2 separate regions of the Homo sapiens genome follow, and region 1 is linked to region 2. A link is a contact called in ENCODE Hi-C data. All regions are on one chromosome and are shown on one strand. The core of a region is the stretch at or near the end of the contact, and the rest is flanking DNA. Distances in the headings are between cores, read along the strand shown. Region 1 holds the start of SLCO3A1 (solute carrier organic anion transporter family member 3A1). Region 2 holds the start of IDH2 (isocitrate dehydrogenase (NADP(+)) 2).

Region 1 (5,896 bases), core at 1,302-3,801, 1.8 Mb before region 2:
TTTCTGCAAGTCACCTGTTGACTCCTGTTACCCTACCCCACCCAACCAGGCTTTCCATCAGCGAAGGCTAGAAGTGCCAGGATGCCGCCACCAGGTGGACCGAATTCCTCCTCTGCTTGCCATTCCCCTGTTCTGGGATTAAAGTCAACCTCCTATCTCCTGGGGCCAGCCCTGCCTCCAGAAGTCCACCACTCCAGGAGTACTCGGCTTCTTAACTTTCTAAAGGAGCTAGGCCATTCATCTAGTTGCAGCCCAGCTTCATTTATTTGTCAAATCCTTAGATCACTGCAACCGAAAAATAGTAAGCCCACGCTTTTATCACTCCTGGGGTGAAAAGTTCTGCGGGTGTTTGCCACACATGAATAATGCACTCTACCGAGCAAAATTGGTTTGAGGCAAACAAACCGTTAAAGTGGAGGCAGCTGTTGATATACTAATTACCTCCTTCTAAACATAGACCCGGTTAGGTATTATGTACTTTGCATATGTCACAGTACAGACCCACATATATTTTATTAATGTGAATTTGCATCTCTGTAATACATGTACTTATTTAAATATTTTAACAGTTAAATTTCCCCTAAGGAAGTGCCGATAAACTGACTCCCAAAACACAATTATCCCCTATCCCTCAAATTCCAAGGGCTAATAGGTACTGTCTGCAACTGCATATTATAACTATAGACACAATAAGTGTATTTTATAGAACAGAAAACAAGGTATGCTTTTGACTACAGGGTTCACTTGCAGTCTACAAGTTACGAATGCACAAGACAGAGACCGGGATGTAAACGCTTTTCGTCTCAGAATGAGCAACAGAAATGTATTTGATTTTCAAAAGCCCTGAAATTCTGTCACCCCAGGAACAGAGCTGAGTTTGAAGACCCCCTCTCTCACAACCACCTAACTTCCTCAACACCGGAGACCAAGCACTGCTTGTATTTCCCTTTAACAGTGAGCCCTGAGCCTTAAGAGATAGTTTATGAATGGTATACAGCCCCCAGCGTCTGGCCCTCATGAACTTTACCCCAAGGCCAGGAATGAGGGATTAATCATAGCATCAGGATACGCGTGGTTCTATCTCTGGATGTGGTTATTCAATGGCCAAAATCTTGTCCAATTCTATCTCCATCAAACTTGCTCAGGAATACTCAAAGTCTATGACATTTGATTCCAGTTGCGGGTCAATAGCCAAGTAATGATTTAACACTATAAACTCTCAAAAAAAATTTCCCGTTTAGACAGGACTGTACTTAGGTGTGGAAGCACGCTCTCTGGAACTCAAGTTGCGACCACCTGAGCAGAGGAGGCGAAAGCGACAAAGTAGGTACCTGACAGTGCTGAGTCATTACAAGCTGTTTCCTCTGAAATGTTACGCACCCATGGGCCCTCTGAGCATTAACATCCCCTTTCTGGAGGCAAATAAAATACATATTCATTGTGGAAAATGGTGCAACCTTCTGTAGGCGACAGACCACGATGGGGAATTTAGCACTAAGAGTGGATAGCAGGAACTACACAAACTCGCAGCTGCTCTCTAGGTACCGTAACTTTATCCCAGACGCTCAAAGAGGGCTATAGGGATACCGGGTGGCAATATTCCCCCTGCAGCCCCGGCTCAGGCCAGGGCCACACTAGGGCGCATTTCACTCTAAGCTGTTATATCCCCCTGTAATTGGCGGATGTAGAAAGCGCCCGGAGAAAATGATGCATAATAGATTTGTTCTCGAGGAGGATGCAATGGAGAGTAGAGGACGCAGGATGCTAACTGGTTTTTCTTCCCATGTGCAGGTCACCTGAAAACCCCGACGCTTTTTCGTTCCTCTCCAAGGAGAACCCTGAACTCACCGTCTCGCTCCGCTCTTATGGGGGGAGAGGAATAGTTTCACGCCCACCTGCCCGCCGCCTCTCCTCCCCCGGCACCCCCTGCCCCAGCCGGACGCGCGCGAGCTGCTACCGGCATCAACGGTCCCGCCCGCTACCCGCTCGCTGGCAGCCCCGGCCGGCAGCTCCCCCGGCGGCCGCCTCTGCACCACTCGCCAACCTCCACGCCGGGCCGAGGTCATGCCCGCCTGCCCCCAGCGCCGGGCGGCCCCCTCGTCGGGCCAGGCGGCCGCTCGAGAGCCGGGCTGGGGAAGGGGCCCGCGGCGGAGTTGGCTCGGGGACTCACCAGGTAGGCGCCCACCGTGCCCTGCGCCAGCATCAGGGCGCACTCGGACACCAGGAAGATCTTGATGTTGGAAAAGCAGGACACCTTCTTTTTCTTTTTCTTGTTCCTCTGCGCCTCGTCCCCCTGCAGCTCGCCGCTCCGGCCGCCGCCCGACGAACCGCCCGGCTTCTTCCCCTGCATCCTTCCCCCGCCGCCGCCGCCGCCGCCGCCGCTGCCGCTTTCCCGCTCGCCCCGGGTGTCGGGGCCGCTGCCGGGCGGGGGTGCGCGCCTCGAGGCTGCGTGCTGTCCCCGCCCCGGGTTCGCGGCGGCCGCCCCCGTCCTGCCGGGGCTGGAGAGGTGGAAGGCACAGCTCCTCGCCGCCGCCGCCGCCGCCGCGATCGCCCCTTCCTCCTCCTCCTCCCCCGCCTCCGCCCTCCCCTGGCCTCCTCCTCCGGCTCCGGCTGTGCCAATCACAGGGGCTCGTCGCGCCGCCCGCCGCCGCCGCTGCCTCGCCTCCCGCGGCCGCCCGCCGCTGCCATCGCCCGGTTCCCCTTGCCCGCCGGCCGCGCCTGCTCTCACCCCCTCAGCCCCAGCCCCAAGGCCTGGGCCTGGGCCGCCGCTGCGCGCCCTCGCCGAGCCGCTCCTCGCTGCCGGTGCGCCCCCGGGGAGGCACGGGAGGCGGGCTTGGGATGCGGAGGGCGGCCCGGCGGCCGAGGCTGGGAGGGTCCGGCTGCCGGGAGAACTGGGGAGACCCGGAGTCCTTGCGGAGTAAGGGGGGTGCCCCTGAGGGCGGGAGGCGGCGCCCGGCCCCTAGGTGGCGCTGCGGGGCACGGGGCCCCGCGGCGGAGACTGGCGGCTCTGCGCCGGGCGCGGAGATGGGGTGCGGAGGCGCCCCCGCGGGGCTGGGACCCGGCGCTCGGGAACCCGGGTGCCCAGGCCTCAGAGGGCAGGCTGTTCCCAGGAAGGGAGAATACTGAGTACCCAGGAAGGGCTTGGCGCGCGCTCTTCTCCGCCCGGGGATTTCTGGGGACAGATGTTGTGCTCTGGGTCTTGGGGAGGTGCCAGAGGTCAGAGCTGCTTGAGGCTTCTGCCGCCTGCCGGTTTCTGCCCCAGCTGTCCCCGGCCACAGGGGGTGTTGAAAAGGCCCCAGACCGAAAGGACAGAAAGGGGAAGTTAGAGGAATACGTCGGGAGCCCCACGGACCGTTAGTGCCCCAGCCTCGGTGTCCAGGCGCTGCAAGATCGCCGCGGCCCCAGCAGAGGGCCTTCTCCGGCCCTTCATCCGCCCAGGGCCCCGCTGCTGGAGCGCTCAGCAAGCGGCCAGCCGCAGGCCTGCTGGGTCCCCACCCGTCCCCTGGCTCTGTGGCCCTGGCCACCATCCTCGGCCTTGACCTGAATGCCTGGCCCATGGCAGCCGCTCCTAATTACTCCCCACTCTCACCGTTACCAAGGAGTGTGGGCCACAGGGCACTACCAATAGGATCTGCTAGTTCTCAACTGCAGCGTTTGGAAGCTGAGAGAAAAGCTCAGAGGGCTGGACAGGTACCAGGAAACAGCACCTTCCACCTGGGCCATTGGGGGACTCAAGGAATCATTTAAAACGGTTTCCTTAATAATTGTGTCAAAGAAAATGACCCACTCTCCCAAGCGCCTGTGTCCAAATGCAGGCTCAACTTCAAAACTGAATAGCAATGAACCCGACCATATTTTTCCTTTCTCCCGAAGAACTTGAATGAGAATGGAGGGTGTAATGGTGGGGATGTTGTTTTGCCATGGCATTTAAATATAAACTGCTTCATCCTTCTGTGGCTCCAGACGTGATCTCACCCAGGCTTGGTGTCGCTTTGAGATGCCCTCACCTTGTCTAGGCCACCTCCTATCTGAATTGGCTCCCCCCACACTTGAAGTCTCTTCCCGTCTTCCCCACTTCCTGAATCAGTGGTCACACCATTCCCGGCCAGTCCTATAATGAGAATCCTTACTGCCCCCTTCTTTCTTCCCCACACCCTCCTATCACTCGGAGCCAACTTCTCTGCAGGATCTTTATGTCCCCCTCTTTCCCTCCCCATCACTTTGCTTCATGGGCTACCTCCCCACTTCCTCCTGAGAAGACCCTTGACAAGCTAGCTCTGTTCCCTGCCTCTGTGACGGTAAGCTGCAAAGCTGAGCTGAGACTTGTCTACGAATGGTGACCCCATTGCTAATGAAATGTGCGGAGTGCTTTATAGTCTTCAACTCTTATTTACATTCTTTGTAATAACAAGAGCTAATGTTTACTGTGTGCTTATTATGGCCAGACACCATTCTCAGTGCTTCACCCGCATTTACAACGTAATCCTCACAGCAATCCTCTAAACCAGATACTATTATTAGCCTTGTTTTACAGATGAGACAACTGAGGCCTAGAAAGGTTAACCTGACCAGTGTCACTTGTCTAGTAAGTGGCAGGGCAAGTCTTTGAAAACCAGGTTGTCTGCCATCATAGCCCAGGTTCTTTATAACTACATACATATTATCTCGTTTATCACGCAGTGTGGTTCATCTGATGGGGAGGCTGGGACTTATGTTGTTCCTCTTTTATAAAGCTGGAAAGGAACAAAACTTGCATCCATGTCCAGCCCTTTTTGTTCTTTTTTGTTTGTTTGTTTGTTTGAGATGGAGTTTCGCTCTTGTTGCCCAGGCTGGAGTGCAATGGTGCGATCTCGGCCCATGGCAACCTCCACCTCCCGGGTTTCAGTGATTCTCCTGCCTCAGCCTCTGGAGTAGCTGGAATTACAGACGTGCCACCACACCCGGCTAATTTTGTATTTTTAATAGAGACGGGGTTTCTTAATGTTGGTCAGGCTGGTCTCGAACTCTGATCTCAGGTGATCCACCTGCCTCAGCCTCCCAAAGTGCTGGGATTACAGGCATGAGCCACCACGCCCGGCCAGCCCTTTTTGTTCTATGCCACAATGCCTCATGTACAGACTGAGAAGGGCACAGCCTTCTTTCAGCTTAACCATTTATTTTAGATTAAAAAATTAGCTGTCTTTAGAGAAATCACACACTTTTGCTGTCAGATAAAGGATTTCGGATTAGGGTTGTGGATTCTTCCTATAATTAATGGTAAGCAGCCATGAAAGTAATCCTGGTGCCTGAAGCCTAAAGAATCATCAAAGTCAGCCTCAGGGAAATCAGGCTGCGGCCTCACAACAGTCAGAAAGAAGGAATTTAACAAGTTCAACTCCCTTCCTTCTTTGCTCATCCTTTATTTACTTGTAGATCAGGGCTCCAGGGATGATAAGGTGGGTTTATGAGCACCAAGTGCTTCTGCTTGGCATTCCCCTAGCCCCGTATGCAGATAGAGGAAGCAGCAGAAAAATAGTAAACATCCTTGTATCTGTACAGCACGTTAATGCTTATGAAGTACTTCTATGTCCTGTATCTCAGCTGAAGCTTACAACAGGGAGAGCTGGTCTTATTAGCCCCTTTTTTTTCTCAAAAGAAACAACAGTAGGTGGATTTTGGGAGCTCACCGCCAGCAAGTGGCAGGAATTGAGTCTACATTTGCCACCCCAAATTGGTGGGAGTGAGAGGTGAAGCCAGCTGGACTTCCTGGGTCGGATGGGGACTTGGAGAACTTTTCTGTCTCACAAGAGCATTGTAAAATGCACCAATCAGCACTCTGTAGCTAGCTAGAGGTTTGTAAAATGCACCAATCAGTGCTCTGTAAAAACGCACCAATCGGTGCTCTGTAGCTAGCTAG
Region 2 (6,123 bases), core at 1,293-3,792:
GATCATACCATTGCACTCCAGCCTGGGCAACAGAGTGAGACCCTGTCTCGGAAAAAACAAAAAAACAGTAATGGAATATGGGCCAGGTATGTTGATTTGAACTGGAGTTTTACTGCTTCCCAGCAGTGTGACATTGAGCAAGTGTGGTAACCTCTACGAGCCAAATGGAGCTGGCATCAGCTGCCTCACCAAACAGGATTTACGGGAAAGGCTGGCGTGGAGCTGGGGCCCTGGGAGGCAGGTAGTTAGAATCCGTTTAAAGATTTTGCCTCAATTGCCTCCAGCTGCTGCTGTGCTTACAAGGCACACAAGTGCTCCCCCTCTGATCCCTCAGCAGGCAAAGACCAGACTCTGGAACACACCTACAGTGCTGCCTCTGGCCAGGCCTCTGAGATATGAGTCCAACATGCAGAGAAAGGGGCAAGTCCTTGGTGGGGGGAGGGGGACAGCAATTTCATTACCGCCATTTCAGAGGTGGCAGTATGGGTGGCTGACATACGTAAGTCTGATTGTTTGGACCAGAAGGATCTTCAGGGGTCCAGTCTTCCAGTTTACAGGTGTGGACATTGAGATCCAGGCACCTGATAATACCAGGTTGGCAGGAAAGTCAAATGCCAGAGGCTTCCATGGTCTCTACTTGTGTTTGGAGCAACAGAATTCTGAACAGAGTCAAAGGGATAAGGGGTCTTTCTGGCACAAGCTGGCCCAAGACCAGGCCTTTGACAGAGGCCTCAGACTCTGGGGGGCCCAAAAGCAGCCCTCCCTTGGGCTCAGCCTTCTGGATCCCATGGCCAGAGTAGTAGTTCTGCCGGCTAGGACTTGGTGAGGGGAGCTTTGAAGTCACTAGTTGAAGGTCACCTTCCTGGTCCAGCTCCACCTGGCAATGTTGACTGTGAGGTAGTGGAGGGGAGGGCTGAGAACACAGAAGAGAAAGGTTGCTCCTATTTGGAGTGAATTAGCGTGACTGGGAAAGCAGAGAAGGGAAAGAGGTCAGGTTTTTCCAAATAAAACCCAGCCCTCAGCTGGTGTCTTAGTTTAAGAAAACAGATGAAGAGAGAAACTTTGTTTGTGGCAGAATCAATTACAACTGTCTTTTGTGGCCAGGTGCAGTGGCTCACACCTGTAATCCCAGTGCTTTGCGAGGCCGAGGCGGGAGGATCATTTAAGCTTAGGAGCTGGAGACCAGCCTGGGCAACATAGTGAGATCCCCCCATCTCTATTTTTAATTAAAACAAACAAACAAACCCATCTTTTATATGCAAACAGGCAAAAATGGAACTGTTTCTACTGTGGCTGTTTGACTACTCTAGGGTCTCAGAAAACAACACCCCAAAATGCAGGCCTCAGGAGCAGCTCTCTCTGACCCTCTCCCTCCCTCCTGTCTTTGGCCCCTCACTCTCCTCCGAGGCCAGCCATAGAAACTGGAATCCTTCTTCCTCAAGGCAGGTCATAGAAACCAGAGCCCTTCTCCCCCAAAGCCAGACATCGAACCCAAAAATATTACTCTTTCTCCCACACATTTCTGGGTAAAAACTGGCCATAAATTATCTGACCTACCTTGTTTGCTTGCAGGTCCTAAGACCCCTCCATCCCAGAGAGAGTCCTGCCCCGTACTCAGAAGGAAGGAATGCTGCAGAGAAAGGTCAAGAAGAATCTACACGGACAGGACTTGCTGGGTTTCCCCACTCAGGTTATTGGCCTTCTGGTCCAATCATATTTCTTTTTTCGTGGTTTTTTTTTTTTTTTTTTGAGACGGAGTCTCACTCTGTTGCCCAGGCTGGAGTGCAGTGGCATGATCTCAGCTCACTGCAATCTCTGCCTCTCAGGTTCAAGTGATTCTCCCGCCTCAGCCTCCTGAGTAGCTGGGATTACAGGCGCGCGCCACCATGCCCGATCAATTTTTGTATTTTTAGTAGAGACAGGGGTTTCATTATGTTAGCCAGCCTGGTCTCGAACTCCTGACTTCAAGTGATCCGCCTGCCTCGACCTCCCAAAAGTTCTAGGATTACAGACGTGAGCCACCGCGCCCGGCCCAAAGTGAGATTTCAACTCTCTCTACACCAGCTGGACCTGACAGCGGACTCGCGGAGGCGCAGACGCCGCCGGCGGTCTTAGCTCAAGAATGAAGCAGCCGCACTGGGCTAATGCGCCTTTGGGTTCAGCCCGGCAGGCGAGGGAAGCAAGAGTTCGCTCAGATTGGCTTTTGGGTTTAAGCTAAAGCGTCAGAAACTGACATCCAGGTTTACATGGGGCATCCTGGAGAGGGTCAGCCTCGCAAGCGGCTCTGCTAATCCCCCAGCCCTGATCCCGCTCGCGGGTCCCGGTGGGTCTCACGCCTGTAGCTCCTGCGGAGCTGGGCTTTCAGCGGCGCCCAGAGAAGCACCAGCCGGGCCTGGCCGCCGGGTCCCGGCTCCCGCGGGACGCTGGAGGCGTCGGCGGCCCTGGCCCCGCCTCCTCCCCGGCAAGGCCCAATGGGGCGGCAGGCCCGGCAGCCCCGCCCCGGTGGTGCCCGCGCGGCCAGCGCCCGCCAGGCCCAGCGTTAGCCCGCGGCCAGGCAGCCGGGAGGAGCGGCGCGCGCTCGGACCTCTCCCGCCCTGCTCGTTCGCTCTCCAGCTTGGGATGGCCGGCTACCTGCGGGTCGTGCGCTCGCTCTGCAGAGCCTCAGGCTCGCGGCCGGCCTGGGCGCCGGCGGCCCTGACAGCCCCCACCTCGCAAGAGCAGCCGCGGCGCCACTGTGAGTGCCGCGCGGAGGGTCCAGGCAGGCGCGCGCCCCCAGCTGCGACGTGGCGGCTTCCCAGGCTGGGGCCGGGAAGCACGTCCCGCCAGCCCGCAGCCCGGGGACGGCGGGGTCAGGCGCACAAAGGGCCGCGGGGCAGCTTCGCTCCGCGCTCCCCCGCCCGGCGCTTCCCGGCCGTGCCAGGCGCTGGGGTGGGGACTTGAGGGACGGTGGCAACTGGTGGCCCGGGCGACGGCCAGCTCTGCGCGGGCGGGGGCTCGGGGCTGCCGCGCGCCCCTAGGTATTTCGGGAGGGGGTCCTGAGAGTGTCCCGGACCCGAAGGGTGGCCTGCCCGCCCTGCGCCCCTGGAACGAGACGAGCACCCGTGGGGGGCTGGAGCACCCCGCGCGCTCCCCTGGCGAGAGGGAGGGTCGTGGCTCGGCCCCTGCTCAGACAAAGGCTGGGAGGCGGGAGACATGCACTTCCCCTTCCTTTTCAGCCAGGCGCGCGCTGATACCAGGCCCACGTCAGCTATTTTTGGAGCCTTTTACACGACAGCTGGAGGAGCGTCCTTTTTAATTTTCCCCTTTTGTTTGGCCGCCCCCACCCCCACCCCTTCGCCTTCATCGCTGCACTTGAGGCTCCATCCTGGGGCCTCTCCTTGACTTGACCTGCCTTGGCAGGCACATGCCCTCCCTGCCTGGCTCACTCGCCGCAGAGACCTGGCAGCCCGCGCAAAATGTCACTTTGCGGAATCGTTCCCACGGCTTCTGGGTACCCTTAGTTCCCTGCTTAGGAGGGAAGACAGTAGTCGGGTCGTAATAAGCAAGACTTAGCCCGAGCCTCCGTTGCCAACGCAGGCTGCCTTGCTTGGCGTGTGGGCATCGGCCTGCCCCCTCACCCTGGCTACCCAACACAGCTACAAAAGGCAGGGAACAATGTAGGTCCCTTGGCCCTGCCTAATGCCTGTTGCCATGGAAACCCCTATCCTAATCTGGCCAGGAGCCCCTTGCAGTGAGCCAGGAGAGTGAGGAAGAGGGGATGGGGCCCGCTGGCCCTGACCTGGCCAGAGGAGGTAATGGTTAACCGGATTGTGGGAGCAGCTGACTAGAGCCGGGGGGGTAGGGAGGCTTGGGCCCCAGTCCTACCTTCCCTGCCAAGGAGAAAGGGGCATGTCTGCTTTTGTACCTCTGGGAATCTACCTCAGGGATCTGCCCAACAACTCCCAGGTTCCAAGTGCCCCAGGACCCAAAGATTCCCATATAGCACACCACCTTCAGCAAAAATATGGTGGAAGTTAGCCACATTCTTTAATTCTCCCTTTTTTTCTGCCTTGATGGTAAAAAAAAAAAAAAGAAACAAACAACCCGAAAAACACACACAAACAGGAACACAAAGCGCCTTTTAAGGGTCCTGAATTTGGATACAGAAAAAGCAGTCAGTTGCAGGCCCTTCTAGAAGTCCCCATGTGGGTTGGTTATGAATGGGGAAATTGCTTGGTGTTGGAGTTGGACATCAGACTCTACAGTTGCGACTCTGCCAGCTTGTTACCTGGCAACGCAGCTGGAGACAGAATACTTGGCATTCCCCTTGATGACAAGGAAAGAATATTTTGGGGCTAAAAGAGCCCCGTGTCTTTGCTGCCTGGTAATTCCTGCACGCATCTTTTCCTATTTTGCAACGCCATAGGCTTCCAGCGACTGCTGGTGATGTTTCTGGTAAGTTAGAGCTTGGGGCAGTGCGGACCAGTTCTGTGAACGGCTCAGTGGCAGAATTACTTATCTAGCCTTCCTTCACTCCTAACCCAGAAACTTCTTAATTCTTGCCCCTTAAGTGTGCAGATCTTTCTGCCACGTCAGATAAGGCCCTAGCTGCCCTGCCAGAGCTGATTGGGGTGGTTGTGTTTAGGCCTAGTAGGTACTGAGGAAAAGCCTCTTTGGAATGGCTGAGGCCTGCTCCCACATCTTCTGTGTGAAGTTGAGGGCCCTTGGGCTGGTTCCATTCAGGGTATGAGGTGCTGGAAACTGCTCTCAGATTACTGGAAGCCAGGGTCTGTGGCCTTCCCTGGGGTTTATACTCTGTAAACCCATGTTAAAAATACCAGCAGATTGCAAATATTAGTACACTGTAGGTTGTAAGCTTCTTCAGGGCATGGGGCCTATTGCTGGAGAGAGATGCCACCCGTGTACATCTGGTGCAGGCTGCTGGTAAGAACTCACTGGCCCCTGTGTGGCAATGCATACCAGATGGGTGAGAGGGGAGGAAACACATTCAGTGAAACAGAAGGTGAGGGCAGGGCAGCCCTGACCACAGATGGAGTTGACTTCAACTTGACCTTTATTTATGTCTTTGACAAAAGTAGTATACTCCTACTTTGTGCCAGACACCATGCCGGGTGCTGGGGATAGAGCTGGGAATAAAACCAGCAGAGACTCTTTCAAAACCCTTAGGAGCTCAAATTCTGATGTGGGAGGGGGCAGACAGTAAGCAAGATAGATGTTGACTAGTATGATATATGGGTACAAGAGCTAAGGAAGGCCAGGCACTGTGGCTTACACCTGTAATCCCAGAATTTTGGGGGGCTGAGGTGGGAGGATTGCTTGAGGCTGGGAGCTCCAGACCAGCCTGGGCAATATAGTGAGACCCCATCTCTACAAAAATAAAAAATAAAATTAGCCAGGCACGATGGTGCATGTCTGTGGTCTTAGCTACTCAGGAGGATCATTTGAGCCCAGGAGGTCAAGGCTGCAGTGAGGTACAATTGTGCCACTGCACTCTAGCCTGGGTGACAAAGCAAGACCCTGCCTCCCCCTTCTCCCCCCAAAAAGAGAAGAGCTAAGGAGAAACAGGCAAGAAAGGTGTGTGCACAAAAGTTTGTATAGGGCAGCCAGAAAAGTCCTCACTGAAGGAATCGCTGAGGAGGGGAGGAAGCAGGCCATTTTCGGTATTGGGGGAAGAGGGACTCGCAGGTGCCAAGGGCATGATGGAAGAGCAGAGAGGATGGTGCGAAGGCTGGCTCAGCAGGCACCAGGTGGAGTGACAGGATGAGGTTCGGCAGTGGGGTCTGTAGAGGGCTCACAGGCCATTTTTGAGAGCTTTCGCTTTTACTTTGCAGGGTTTTGAGAGGAGTATCGTTACCTGATTTCCATCTTATCGGGAGCATTCTAGCTTCAGGGACCTGGCAAGAGAGGATGATGGCTTGGACCTGGGTGGTGGCGCTGGGGATGGTGAAGAAGTGGTTGGATTCTGGATATATTTTGAAGGAGGAGCCAGTAGTGGGGAAAGGTTCCAATTCAGGCGATTTTACATAAAAATCTAGATACGCAGCAGGCACTCACTTATGGCAAGGGTGGGCTTGTCTGAGGGTGGCTTCTGGTTTTGGTGGTTTGGATGTGAGAGAAGGGAAG

The links. A loop is a pair of places that touch in the nucleus more often than their neighbours do. Pooled maps may share reads with other maps.
Region 1: a loop to region 2 is called in a map of CD8-positive, alpha-beta T cell, with 13 times the contacts of the local background. The contact joins the promoter of SLCO3A1 here to the promoter of IDH2 in region 2. A Hi-C loop is called at or near these places in 2 of 168 maps with a recorded cell type or tissue (CD8-positive, alpha-beta T cell and naive thymus-derived CD4-positive, alpha-beta T cell) and 6 of 50 pooled maps.

What each region holds. Positions count from the first base shown.
Region 1 is chr15:91,850,363-91,856,258 of GRCh38, reverse strand. It overlaps SLCO3A1 (solute carrier organic anion transporter family member 3A1), which reads right to left and starts at 2,551. Exons shown (of 10, transcript NM_013272.4): 1 at 2,171-2,551. The coding sequence starts at 2,350. RefSeq lists silencers at 2,947-3,086, 2,955-3,129.
Region 2 is chr15:90,098,887-90,105,009 of GRCh38, reverse strand. It overlaps IDH2 (isocitrate dehydrogenase (NADP(+)) 2), which reads left to right and starts at 2,542. Exons shown (of 11, transcript NM_002168.4): 1 at 2,542-2,734. The coding sequence starts at 2,620. IDH2-DT (IDH2 divergent transcript) reads right to left here and starts at 2,878. Exons shown (of 3, transcript NR_149130.1): 1 at 2,632-2,878; 2 at 1,558-1,630. RefSeq lists silencers at 2,332-2,791, 3,112-3,181, 3,672-3,761, 3,822-3,871 and enhancers at 2,406-3,260, 3,261-4,116.